2 separate regions of the Homo sapiens genome follow, and region 2 is linked to region 1. Evidence: read pairs that join two places in POLR2A ChIA-PET (ENCODE). Cell type or tissue: IMR-90. All regions are shown on one strand. Each heading gives the region's core, and the rest is flanking DNA. Links, peaks and the distances in the headings are about the cores only.

Evidence for each region. Peaks named below come from ENCODE experiments on the same cell type or tissue, not always from the same donor. Only the 100,000 strongest peaks of a DNase experiment are listed, where the experiment ranks them.
Region 2: POLR2A ChIA-PET joins it to region 1 with 6 read pairs; 6 of 35 experiments call an interaction of 5 or more read pairs at or near these places.

Annotation. Positions count from the first base shown.
Region 1 is chr15:32,903,877-32,910,221 of GRCh38, forward strand. FMN1 (formin 1) reads right to left here. Exons shown (of 21, transcript NM_001277313.2): 12 at 4,614-4,702. Among named protein-coding and RNA genes, the nearest start is that of GREM1-AS1, 190 kb to the left of the region's middle. In IMR-90, for the core only: no CTCF peak of the experiment used is centred there; DNase peaks (open chromatin) are centred at 4,465 and 5,765; H3K27ac peaks cover 2,206 bases.
Region 2 is chr15:32,853,651-32,859,995 of GRCh38, forward strand. FMN1 (formin 1) reads right to left here. Exons shown (of 21, transcript NM_001277313.2): 17 at 3,365-3,457. Among named protein-coding and RNA genes, the nearest start is that of GREM1-AS1, 140 kb to the left of the region's middle. RefSeq lists an enhancer at 3,130-4,028. In IMR-90, for the core only: a CTCF peak has its summit at 2,592; DNase peaks (open chromatin) are centred at 2,501 and 3,281; H3K27ac peaks cover 3,076 bases.

The sequences.
Region 1 (6,345 bases), core at 2,228-6,227:
TAAATGTTCCAATGTCCTCTTTAAGCAGAAGGGTCTGCAACCCATACGAAGAGTTGGAGGGGGGAGAAAAGATCATAATTTTACATTACTTTTGGAAAGACTTGAAAATTCATACTAGAAGATCAGTCACCAAGAATGTCAGTCTGTCCTTTAGGAATGTATGAGGCATTTACAGTGTGTCAGGGACCATGCGAAGATCTGAGAACAGAGCTTAATCTACAGTCCCATCTTGATAATCTGAGAAGTAAACCAACAATTACTGTGGAGTGTGAATGAGTGCTCTCGGTGATGGATCCAGAAGAGGAGCTAGGAAAGCAAATGCAGGACACTCAAGTGTCATGGGGGGAACATTGTCAGCTAGGGTCCCCGGAGCCCTGTGATGCTCACGCACAACATGTGAGAAACTGCCGGGAGAGCCCAGATAGGCTGAATGGTATCTGTGGGGGAAGTGAGTAGAAGGCAGATGCTAAAATTGTGTTCTGTATTCTAAAATACAGGGTTTAAACTTCTGAACGAATGAAGGGTTCTAAACAGGAAGGTGACAGTTTCTGCTTTTTGTTGTAGAAAATCTCCATGGCAGCAGCTCAGCTGATTGGATGGGAGAGGAAATTTGAGGCTGGGAGACCTCCTAGACCACAGCTGTAATCTTCCAAGAGGAAAGGTAAGAGGGGCTTGCAGTGTGAATGGAGAGGGGCAAATGGATGAGGAAGCTGCTAAGGTAACAAGACCCAGAGCAACCTACTCCTAAGAGATGTTGTGAAGAGTCCAGGATGACTTTGCAGTTTTGGCGTGGATATTGGGTATAGCGAAAATACAAAATAATAAAGAAGCAAATTTGGAGGAAAAAAATAGAGTTTTATGACCCTTGCCATCCAAAAACAGCCATGCAAGGAGCACCATAGCTCCTCTCTTATTTATCTGCTAAGCTACCAGAGGTATGGGTTACTTTGAAGGCTGTGAAGCAAGCATCTGACAAATAGCTTCTCTTCCCCTGCCCTGCCCCATTACTGTTTTATCCTCTACCCACAAGAGCAAACACAGTAACTCTCTTAAATATTCCCAAGCATGGGATCTTGGACACTGGGCCTTGGTACTTCTGAATATTTATGGATTGAGTTCCTTTTGGGCTAGTCTAACTTTACATTCTAGGTTCAGTAAGAAAGAAGACTAAATATTCCCAAAAGAAGCCACAAATGAGGGATCCTTCCCTTCTTTCTCCAATGTAGGCTAATACTTCTAGGAAGGACTGCAACTTCAGCTTCTAATATATGAAAGACGTTCTGTGTCTCACATTATTTGGGTTACACATCTACAGCAGCAACTCAGCTGACGGGTGGAATGAAGCAATGTGGCTCATGTTTTTAAGAGACTAACATTTGATTTATTATCCCTAAATTTCTGAATGGTATCACCTAAGGTGTATGTGCACATAGGCGATACACATAGCATAACTGAATGTTGCAACCTGCATTCTTCGATGGAGGATTACACTAACAGAGTCTACTGTGTGGGGGCCCCAAGGCAGCTGTGGACCTTCATGAAAATCACAATAGACTGTGTATAGTGTTCTCACCCTAGGCCATGAGAAGTGTGTACCAGGCCTAATCAAACCCAGTAGAGCCTCACCTCACAACCATTACCCGGCAGCATAAGAGTCAACGGCCATCCCTAGAGGGAGTGGTTCTCAGACAGCCTGGTCCCAAACAGATGACACCTCTGTGGGCAATGGCTTTCTAAATCTGGCACTGGAGTGTAAGAGAGTTGATGAGGTGAGTGATGAGGCCAGCCTCTCCATGCTCTGATTTATAGGACTGGGCACCACAGGGCTCTTAGGAAACTGCAACGTTAAAACTATAAATGATTCATATTTTCCAGTATGTAAAACATGCTTATAGTCGACTCACTTGGAGTTAATGGCAAATAAGTTGCCAGAGAATCAGAGTGGCATAAATCAAACAAATGCTGGTTTGTGCAGGAGGTTGGTAGCAAAGGTGAAATGCACCCAGGTCTGAAGGCCCCCATCTATCCGTGCCTCACCCTCCCGCAACTGAGCCCAGGCAAGTCACCTCACCAGCACAGCATGACAGTCCTTTTTGCTGGGTTTGCGTGTTCACGAAGCCATTACAATGACCATTTATAAACATTAAAAATGCTTTTCTATCTAGATCATCAGTAGAGAAAACAAGAGTAAGTTGTGTGTTAATTACCTGCTACCATTATCTAAGTCCCGGCAATTAGAACAATAATTAGGACAGTAGCAGAAACGCATGATCTCTCCCTGCCTGTTCATTTCACCGGATCAGCCATTCCCATAGCTTAGAACAAGGGCTGCTCGGTGGTTAAGGGGTTGGCAAATTGCAGCCCACAGGCCAAAACCAGGCCACCACTTGTTTTTGTATGGCCCATGAATTAAAAGAACGATGTTTACGTTTCTAAATTGTTGAAAAAAGAGTCAACAGAAGGACAACATTTTATGACATGTAAAAATGACATGAAATTCAAATTTCAGTGTTCATAAGTAAAATGTCATTGGGGCACAGCGATACCCATTTGTTTATATACTGCCTGTGGTTGCTTTGGCACAGCAATGGCTGACTTGAATATTTGTAACATCCCGTAAGCCACAAAGCCTAAAAGACTTACTATCTAGTCCTTTACAGGAAAGGTTTGCCAACTCCAGGCTTAGAGGAGAATATTACTGTGTAACTTGGTATAACCAGCACTACCCAAGTGCTTTGATATGCCCACTGTGCCCCAATACAACCAAATGGCCTTTTCAGTGTTGAAACAGCCCATTATTAATCACTTTACTTTCAGTCATTAGCACCGTAAGAGGGATTCATTTGTTATAATAGGAAATATGACTTGGAAATAAACTATAGGATCAGTTGAGGGTAGGGATTGGTAAGGAAGGTGTCTCAAGTCAGTGGAACAAGACAGCAAGGGAACCTCACTTGACTTGATTCACAATATTCCTAGGCTTTAGAAACCTACTTTGAGGGGGGATCCTGGACCATGCTCCATGTGAGAGCAAGTCATCCAAGGTTCCCAGAACCATCATGTAGGTTTGTCGTCAACTGAGTAAACCCAGAATTCTCTTCCCAACTCCCATCCTCAGCCATTTAAGATGTTTTCCTGAGTCTAAATGTCCAGGCATCCATGGGGACTGAGGTATTCTAGAGCAGCTGTGCCCAACCTTTTTAGCACAGGGACCGGTTTCGAGGAAGACAATTTTTCCACAGGCCAGGGGTTGGGGTTGGAGGTGGGATGGTTTCAAGATGATTCAAGCACATTACATTTATTGTGCACTTTATTTCCATTATTATTACATTGTAACATACAATGATATAATTATACAACTCACCATAATCTAGGATTAGTGGGAGCCCTGATGGTCCCTCTAGCTTCCTGCAACTAGATGGTCCCATCTGGGGGTGATGGGAGACAGTGACAGATAATCATTAGATTCTCATAAGGAGCGTGCAACCTGGATCGCTCACATGCGCAGTTCACAATAGGGTTTGTGCTCCTATGAGAATCTGATGCTGCTGCTGATCTGACAGGAGGCGGAGCTCAGGTGGTAATGCCGGCTTGTCTCTCACTCACCTCCTGCTGTGTGGCCTGGTTCCTAACAGGCCATGGGCTGGTACCAGTCTGTGGCCCAGGGGTTGGGGACCCGTTTCTAGAGGACCCAAGGGACAAGGCATGGAACTCCAGTGCAAGCCGGAGAACCTTGGAAGTTTCTAGGGCTGACTGGTAACCCTGATCTGATAGCTCCATTTCTGCTTCATTTTCTACACTTGCCTCATCTCTAGATTGAGAGGGTTGGCCTGAACTGGACAAAAAAAATTCAAGGTAGCAACAGGCAAAAGAGGCCCTCTGAACCTGTGTCAGAGGACACAGGTCCTCTGAACCCATTTTACAGTCTCACAGAGTCCTAAGCCCTGGAAAGCTGGGCAGGGTCGTGGGGCTGCAGAGCCCCGGGAGCTTATCTATGGCTTCGAGACCCCAAGAGTCACTCAGTTACACCCCGGAGTTCTGGGTCTTCAAAGCCTATGGAACGGCATCACAAACAACAGAGCAAGCAGCCATAGATAGTGACTGGAGAGAAAAACAAGCATGTACAGAGTGAGGGTGAGAAAAAGCCACATTTGGGCAGAGCAGGTGGAGAAGTTTGGGGAAAAGCTAGCACATTCAGGCTGCACTTACTGGATATGACCTTTAGGAAAATAAACTTGAATTCTGTGACTCTGATATCATCTTTTTAACTTCATCAAGAGAACCTTAAACAGAACAATGCCTTCTTCCTTCCTCAGTTACCCTTTTGGTCAAATTGTTTAGTCTAGGAGGAATTAACAAGTTGCTAGAAAAAGAAAGGGGAGTCTCTTGGGGTGGGGGAGGGGGGTGAGACACACTGTATCCAACAGCACAAATCTCAGCGCTGCTTTTCCCGGCAGCAGGGTCATCCTGCTGCATGCAACAGGTCACAGGAATGACGGTGTTGTGATTTAGCTGGCTGCACATTTAGATTTGGTTATTCTGAGCTGGGAGACAAGAAGACAGAAATTGCAGTTCTCCTTTTGGCCTAACAGAAAAATGTTAAGTATCCTTACTGCTCAGGTTTATCCAGCAGCTTCAGTTCTTCTTCTTTGGATGTCTCGTAATACTTTCTTATTTTAACCAGCTCATCCTCTTGGGCTCTCTGTATCAAAATAGAAAACAAAACCAAAAAAAAAAAAAAAAAAAAGGGAAGTGAGACTCTGGCTATGGCAGTGGGTCTCAAAGTCTCGAAGTGTGGTTCCTAGACTAGCAGCATCAACAACATCACCTGTCACTTGTCAGAAATGCAAATTATTGGCCCACCCTAGACACAAGAACTTGGGGTGTGGGTGGGGGTGGGGGGATGCAAGCCCACTGGGTGATTCTGATGCATGCTCAAGTTTGAGATTCAATGCAAATGGACCTAACAAGTACACGCAGCTGGACACAGAAGTACAGCTATTTGAGCTCTACTTTTGAATCCCCCATCTCTTCCTCTGTAAGGAGGCTGGGGGAATATTGTTCTTAGAATTTGTTTCCTTACTCTTAGAACAGCCCTAAATTATATGAACTCGCAGCTCTTTCATTTCTAGTCAACAACGTCCCTTTTTCCAAATTTCGTAAGCACTCATTGTCTGTACCACTTATTTTGGCATTGAGTCACTTACTTTCTCAATTTATCCAACTATTTCAGTTGAATGAAGCTTATCTCTACTGTGAGCTAACAAGCGGCAACCATGTGCTTAGTCCTGAGCTCATGGTAACAACACAAAGCATCTGGAAGGTACTGCCTTTGACAAAGTTCTTTAACATGAACCACTGTATCCTCATTTTACAGATTATTCCACTGAGGCTTGTACTAAGCAACTGTTAAAGAGCTTCAGACTTGGAACTCCCTCTTTCTGCCTCTATACCTTGCTGACCTCCAAGTATTCAAGTGCATAATTAGCTCCCAATGGCCTGGTATTTGTGTACTTTCTGGTTTATTAACGAAAGCTTTACTAGTGGAAACGTGAGAAGTTCCGACCCACTTGTACTAAGTAGCTCCTGATACATATAAAGATGTGAAAATGAGCAAGGAATTGGTGATGCCACCAAGCCTAGACTATTAGACTATGGAAATCTTCTGTAAGAAACTTAAGGTCCCAGGGGACATAAATATGAAACGAATCATCTTTTGAACTGGTGACCACAGTACACTATAGAGCCCTAGACAGCTTCCTGGGAAATACCATTACTTAAGAGAATGTGGTTCAATCTATGTTTTTGTAGCCTAACAGTCAGTGAACCAAAACAATGAACAATCATGGGAATTCTGACTCTCCTGTGTTGTCTTCTCAAGAGAGCCTGACAATTCTGCTGGTTATGTCCACTTAAAACCCAAATCAAAAACCTTATATGTGTACAGTCCTGTTGACTTTCAAAATACATTGCTACTGCTACATATATTAAATCCTCATTTGACTAAAAAAAAAAAATCAGAGCCTACTATAATCCCCGCTATACTGATGATCACAACGGGATTAAGAAGTTTAAGTAACTAGCCCAAGGTCACTTAGCAGGCAATGGTAGACACAGCTGGACCTCAAACCTAAGACTGTCTCATTCTAAATCCAAAACACATACCTACCATTCTACACACCTTCCCACATTCAATATCATCAACTCATTTGGACTAAGAGTAATCATCCAAGCTGGTATTAGCAGTCCCATTCTTCAGAAGTAGACACCAGTGCACGCTATCATTTCAGTAGGCAGCTTACCTTCATTCACTTGGCCAGCAAGTGACAGGACTGGGTTCCAGGG
Region 2 (6,345 bases), core at 753-4,752, 52 kb before region 1:
TTGGCAAAAACCCAGCCCCTACATCATAGCATACTGCTGTGAACTATAATGTATTTCTTAACCACAAACCCTAAACCATACATTTCAGAAATGTAGAGGTAACAGCCTGACCAAGTAGCATGCTGTCACCTCCTTTGGTTACGTAGCCCCACTTGAGAGCCAAACAAGGGCCAGGCCCAGAGTGGGCAGGGGGCTAGCTTGTGAAACTCTGCATTCCAGTAACTTAGGATTCAAGCTGAGAAGGCAGGGCGACAATGAGAAGAGAGTGTAGGAATGAGCTGAGGAAAGCCTACGGAACATGCCTCTAGACTAGCACTTTCTGATAGAAATAGAATGTGAACCACTAATACAATTTAGATTTTCTAGTAGCCACACTCAAGAAGTAGAAGAAATATAATTTAGCTAATATATTTTGTCAGGTTATTAACATATTTATTAACTTACCTATAAATGAATATTAATCGTTTTATTTATTTAACATATCTAAAATGTTATCACTTTACCATGCAATCAGTAAAAAAAATCAGCAATAAAATATTTGACATGTTTTTTCTGCTGAGTTTTCAAAACCCCGTGTTTTACCCTCATAAGACATCTCAGTTTGGATTAGCCACATTTCAGCTTCTCAAAAGCCACATGTGGCTAGTGCTTGCCACATCGAACAGCACAATTCTAGACTGTTTTGACAAAATGAGTTAAGTAATGAAATAATTGTAACAAGCTATTTCAACAGTAGACTTTTCTACCATACGGTATTGGGAATGTTTAAGATTCCTACAATAGTATATATATTTTTATATTCTTAACTTTTTTAATAGAATGGTAATGTTTCCTTCAAATTCAATCTGTGTCATATTTTGGCTGGTTTTGTCTTAAGCATGATTTGATGTTATTCCTAATGTTACTTTTACCTCATCTGTAAAGTAGGAGCTGATGAGCTGATTGTCACTTTTACCTCATCTGTAAGTCAGGAGCTGATTGGCCGGGCACAGTGGCTCACGCCTGTAATCCCAGCACTTTGGGAGGCCGAGGCGGGTGGATCGCCTGAGGTCAGGAGTTCGAGACCAGCCTGGCCAACATAGTGAAACCCCATGTCTACTAAAAATACAAAAAATTGGCCGGGTGTGGTGGTGGGCGCCTGTAATCCCAGCTACCTGGGAGGCTGAGGCAGAAGAATTGCTTGAACCCGGGAGGTGGAGGTTGCAGTGAGCCGAGATCGCACCACTGCACTCCAGCCTGGGCAATGAGGGTAAAACTCCACCTCAAAAAAAAAAACAAAAAACAAACAAAAAAAAGAGCTCGTTGTATTCAATTATAGATCTTTTCCCATTAAGATATTCCTTGGGACAGAGTGTAGGAGTATACAATTAATCTTAGTACTCTTGGTCTCTAACATAGAGCCTAACCTATAGCAGGCTCAGAATAAATCTTTGAATACACATTAAAAGGTGAACTAAGCTAGAGAGTACTGGCTATCTGGGTTCCACACTGGAATTACGTGGAGAGTAAAAAAAAAAAAAAAAAAAAAAAAAGAAAAAAGAAAGAAAATCTGATGCCTGGCCCCACCCTGAGAGATGCTGATGATGGGTCTAGAGTTGGGCCCGGGTATCAAGATTTTAAAAAATCTCCTAAGTGATTCTAGTATGCAAGAGAGTTGAGAACCACTGTTTTAGGACTTTCTTAGAACAGCTTCCTATGGCCATACCTTTACTTCCCTGTCATAAGATCCAGTTTCCCTCATATAAATTCCCTTTCTCTGAATAGACCAGAATTGTCTTGGGAGCCCTAGTAGAGAAGAGGCTAACACATTATCCCAAATGGGGATTTGCAAATTGCTTTTCCAAGGTACCAAAGAAGATTCTCAAGGTTTTAAATCTATTCATATTTATGTCTTTTCAACAAAAAGAATAAAATTCACAATATAAGCTGGCTGCTTTGCAGACGCAGGATTCTAAGAGCATTACAGCATGCAGGTAAATAGTACCCTGACATGCACATGGCAAAATTTTCTAGAAATAGAATAGCAATTAAAAATAAAGATGGAATCCAAGTACAAATGAGCCTCATTTCAAGTTAATTCTGCATATGTAAAAAGCAGATACTATTAACTGGGGTCAGCAAAGGGAAGTAGTTCATGGTTTTCTTCAGGCTACTTAGGTTATATTTACACAGTATAATTATACAGCAATGCATTTTTTGATAAGTCACTTATAAAATCCATCTCCTATAGTCACATAGCACACAAGTATTGGTATCTTTGCTCTCAAGATGGTACTTTGTCTGACAGCATTTCTTCCATCATATATGAGGTTCTGTAATGGCTGAGAGAGAAATCTGACTTCTCCTACTTCAATACAGACAACCTTTCATCATGGAGAAGGGAGCAATGGTCTCTGCACCAAGGGAACAGCAGCTGGAATGGAGTTCCTCTGACTCATAGACTGAGAATTTCCCTGCTGATTCTCAAGCTGGTTTGGCCACACTTTATGCATTCACCCTGCTTAACAGTCTTTTGTTGATGGTGTGGTAACAAGTGGCCTTACTCAGTAATAGAAAAAGCATGTTGAGATATCCCCCAAAGGCTCCTATGTGTGTTTCCTCTAGCTTTCCAGCAGGGAAAAAAGCTGCCTGCAACAACCCCACACTTATTTTTGTTTTACATCTTAAGTTAAATTTGAGAAATTAGAATAGGAATTATCTAAAAGACATGATACTTCCATGTTCACTAACCCTGATAAACAGAAGTTCCCTACTCATGCCAAAACTGTGAAGGAAGGAAATCTGTTAAGATTTCAAAGAAAGTGTGGAGTCTCATGCATACCAGCACATCACTTTCACTGACTAACCCCCAGAGGGCTGATAGGTAGCAAGTGATTGATGGGTGACATTCACTTGGCCCTAATTTTCCTATCTGAAAAGGAATGGAAAATATAACACAAGTTTCCAAGTTGCTACACTCATAAAACCAGGAGGGTGATCACCATCCACCTGTCCAGGTTGACCACAAATGTGAAATGCATGACCACATCTGCCTTACATGTATGTCATTTGTCAGTAAACACGGGCTAAGGAATTCCTTGAGCCCCATGAAGAGACAAAAAAGTTTGTCCTCAGAGAATTTACAAAAGCCAGAGTAACATTCAAGAATTTAAAATATTAAACTGGATTTGAAAGGTGATATGAAAGCTACAGGACAACTTTATCTACCGTGAGTATGTAACCACCATGGAAAGATGGGCTAATGAAATCACCAGAGCTGCCTGTGGTCAGCCAGGATGCCAGGGGCCGTGGGCCTCAGAGAAAGATTCATGGAATGAAGGATGTTTCAGGGCCACGTGTATGTGCGGCTGACAAAGCTTCCTACCTTTTTGGAAGAACTCCTCTAGTTTGTCCTTGAAAGGCTGGAGATACTCCTTTGGGGACTCCTTGCACACCACCACCATCTGTTTCTCACTTGCTGTGAAGAGAAATTTAGAATTAGACTTAGGAACACAGATTTGCTGAGCTCCTGCTATGGGCCAGGTACTGTGCTATGCACTTGGCTATCAATTGTGCACACTCCTTGTCAACCACTGTTGGTCCAAATTCCAGGATTGGGGGGCAGGGGGAACAAAACCCAGAAATAATAAACAAACCAACAAAAATAATTAGTTCATTCTACACCACTCTTGAGGAACAGGGCAATGTACAATCCTTCCATTTTTCTTCTAGAGATCCAGAAAAGTCTCTGACCTGGGATAGGTAAAGTATTCTGCTTGTGTTCTCCCAAAGATAAAGAGAGGCAAAAACTACTTGAGGATTAGTCTCACGAAATTAAGGGCCTCAGCCCTCCTCAGATTCACACTCCAAAAGTAGAGCTTGAAAAATATATTGCAGAAATTCTCAGGCACCCAAGTTGTCTAGAACTACCAACCTAGTGATTGGCCAGGGTGACACACGCATCCCAACATGAGAACTAAGACCAGGTCGGGGAGGACCCTGTCAGTTCTTCATGCTTCCCGTTCACCTACCCTTCCTTTTAATCCTCTACTAACACAAGGGAAATAATTTTACATAATTTACTTCAGATAGACTATCTAAAATTTGTAATAGAGTACTTTTTGATAATCAGGTCTGAGGTGACTTGACTTTTTAAAAATGACCTACCTTATTGGATAGTTACGATTTGTCTACAGGGAAGCCACAGTAAATCATAGTTCACCATCACAAAAGGCAGTTAACCCAGCCAAGAGGCATCTCCCCAAGGTTCCTATGTGTTTGTGCCAGTTACAGCATGCACTGGGAAAAGAAAGGCTTCGTTTCTACAAAGCTAGAGCTGAGTCAAGATCACTTTCATCTGTTGACCATGGCTGGAAATTAGATATGTTCTTGTCCAAAAGCCTATTAATAAAGCACTGGATTTCACCATAAAGATATCATGCCACCTGGGGTTCACAAAATAGAGAAACATATACTACAGATCTTGGAGCAATTTATAAACACACAGGTAAGGTATTTTGGAAGAAGGAGGTTGGGAAGGAGATCTTTATTTACATTGGGAAATTCCTATCCAATAATTTGGCATATTTAAAACTAGCATCTCAGAACGTATACTGCAGGCAAAGCAATAAACATGTCAGTTCAGAAATAGAGAAAATGCAAAAGACACCACTTAAATGTTCTCTGAAATTAGTTATCTGACACTTTTCATTTGCAATATTGCCAACTAGATTGCAGAAATCCTAGACAACCCTGGGGACTACAAAACGGTGCTGAAAATGAAAGTACAATTTGAGGGAACCCTTTGTCATTTTCTGAGTCAAGGTCAGAATCACCTACATTTTCAGAGGTATCTAGGGATTTCTCATGATACAGGGATGCTAGGTCACAGGACAGGGGTACCGAAATTCAAGCTCTATCTATTGACATTGTTTCTTAAAGAGTTTTTATAGAGCTATCTAGAATATCTGCTATTAGCTATTCTGACAACCATTCCAAGGCTATCTAGGAAATCCTGTCCGTTGGGAGGCAAAGACTAATTTTTTAAATGACTTATCTTATTGAAAAAATACAAATCTTACCTTGAAACAACTAGAACAAATTCTATAAATCCAGTCAAATAATCATTTAAAACATTCATTTTTTCCACATTTTTTTCCTTTCTTTGTAAGCCTTTTTGTCCTCTCTACAATAACTACTTTATAGCTTCTCTGCTATTATGAGATTACCCTTCACCTCTTTTGAAATAGATGGATCTGTGGCCAAATGGTAAGTATATCCTTCCCACTACCATTCTTTTCTCAAAATAGGACACTTTGCGCTAGAGTAGTGTCCAAGGAGCGAGAGAGTAGATAGAGCTGGGATATATTTTGCAGGTGTAACAAATAGGTCTTGCTGATTCAGTCAAGGTAGGGTTGAAGCAGATGGAAGGGTAAAGGAGTGGGCAATGGGTTGCTGGAAGTGCCATTTGCTGAGATAGAGAATAGTGGGGAAGTATCTTGTTGGATTATGTTTTTTTAAGAGACAGAGGAGATCAAGAGTTAAATTTGATGCTTAAGTTTTCTCTAGTCTCTATAAATTGTAAGGCAATCTTGTCCCCTGAAAACAAAGGGGGAAAGGTACAAAAGAAGATAAAACTATTAATGGGTTCTCATCACAAATTCAACTAAATTCAAACTTCGGGGACTTGGATTATTTAAGGCCTTTTCCATTATGGCATATTTCAGCTCTATTTCCCACATGTATTTGACTAACCAAACCAAAGCTGTTCAATGTTTTCCAGTTACATTATTCGGCATTCCCAGTTCCATGTCTTCATTCATGTGGTTCTCTGCTCTGCTCTCATGCCATACATTCTTTCAACAATATCTGACAAAGTCCTGTTCATCCTAAAAAGCTTCTCTGAGATGCCAACATTGCCACAAAGCATTTTTCAATCCAATGTTTTTGCATCTTTCAAACATATCTATCACCGTCTGCACAGTGTTTATGTTTTACCTTTAATATTTATGTAAAAGTCCATACATTAATCCCTGAGAAGTCATCATGCAGGATTCATTTACTTCTCCCCAAACTTCTCTAGAGAGCTCCATGTATCTGGCGAAAGCATCAGATTTCCTTATCTTGGCTGAATGTCGTGGTTCGCACCTGTAATCCCAGTGCTTTGAGAGGCCTTGGTGGGAGGATCACTTGAGGCCAGGAGTTCAAGACCAGTCTGGCAACACAGTGAGACCTTGTCTCTCAAAAAAAATTTTTTAAGTTATCCAGGCATGATGGTGCATGCCTGTAGACCCAGCTACATGGGAGGCTGATCTGGGAGGGTTTTTTCTGCCCAGGAGTTCGAGGCTGCAGTGTCATACCATTGTA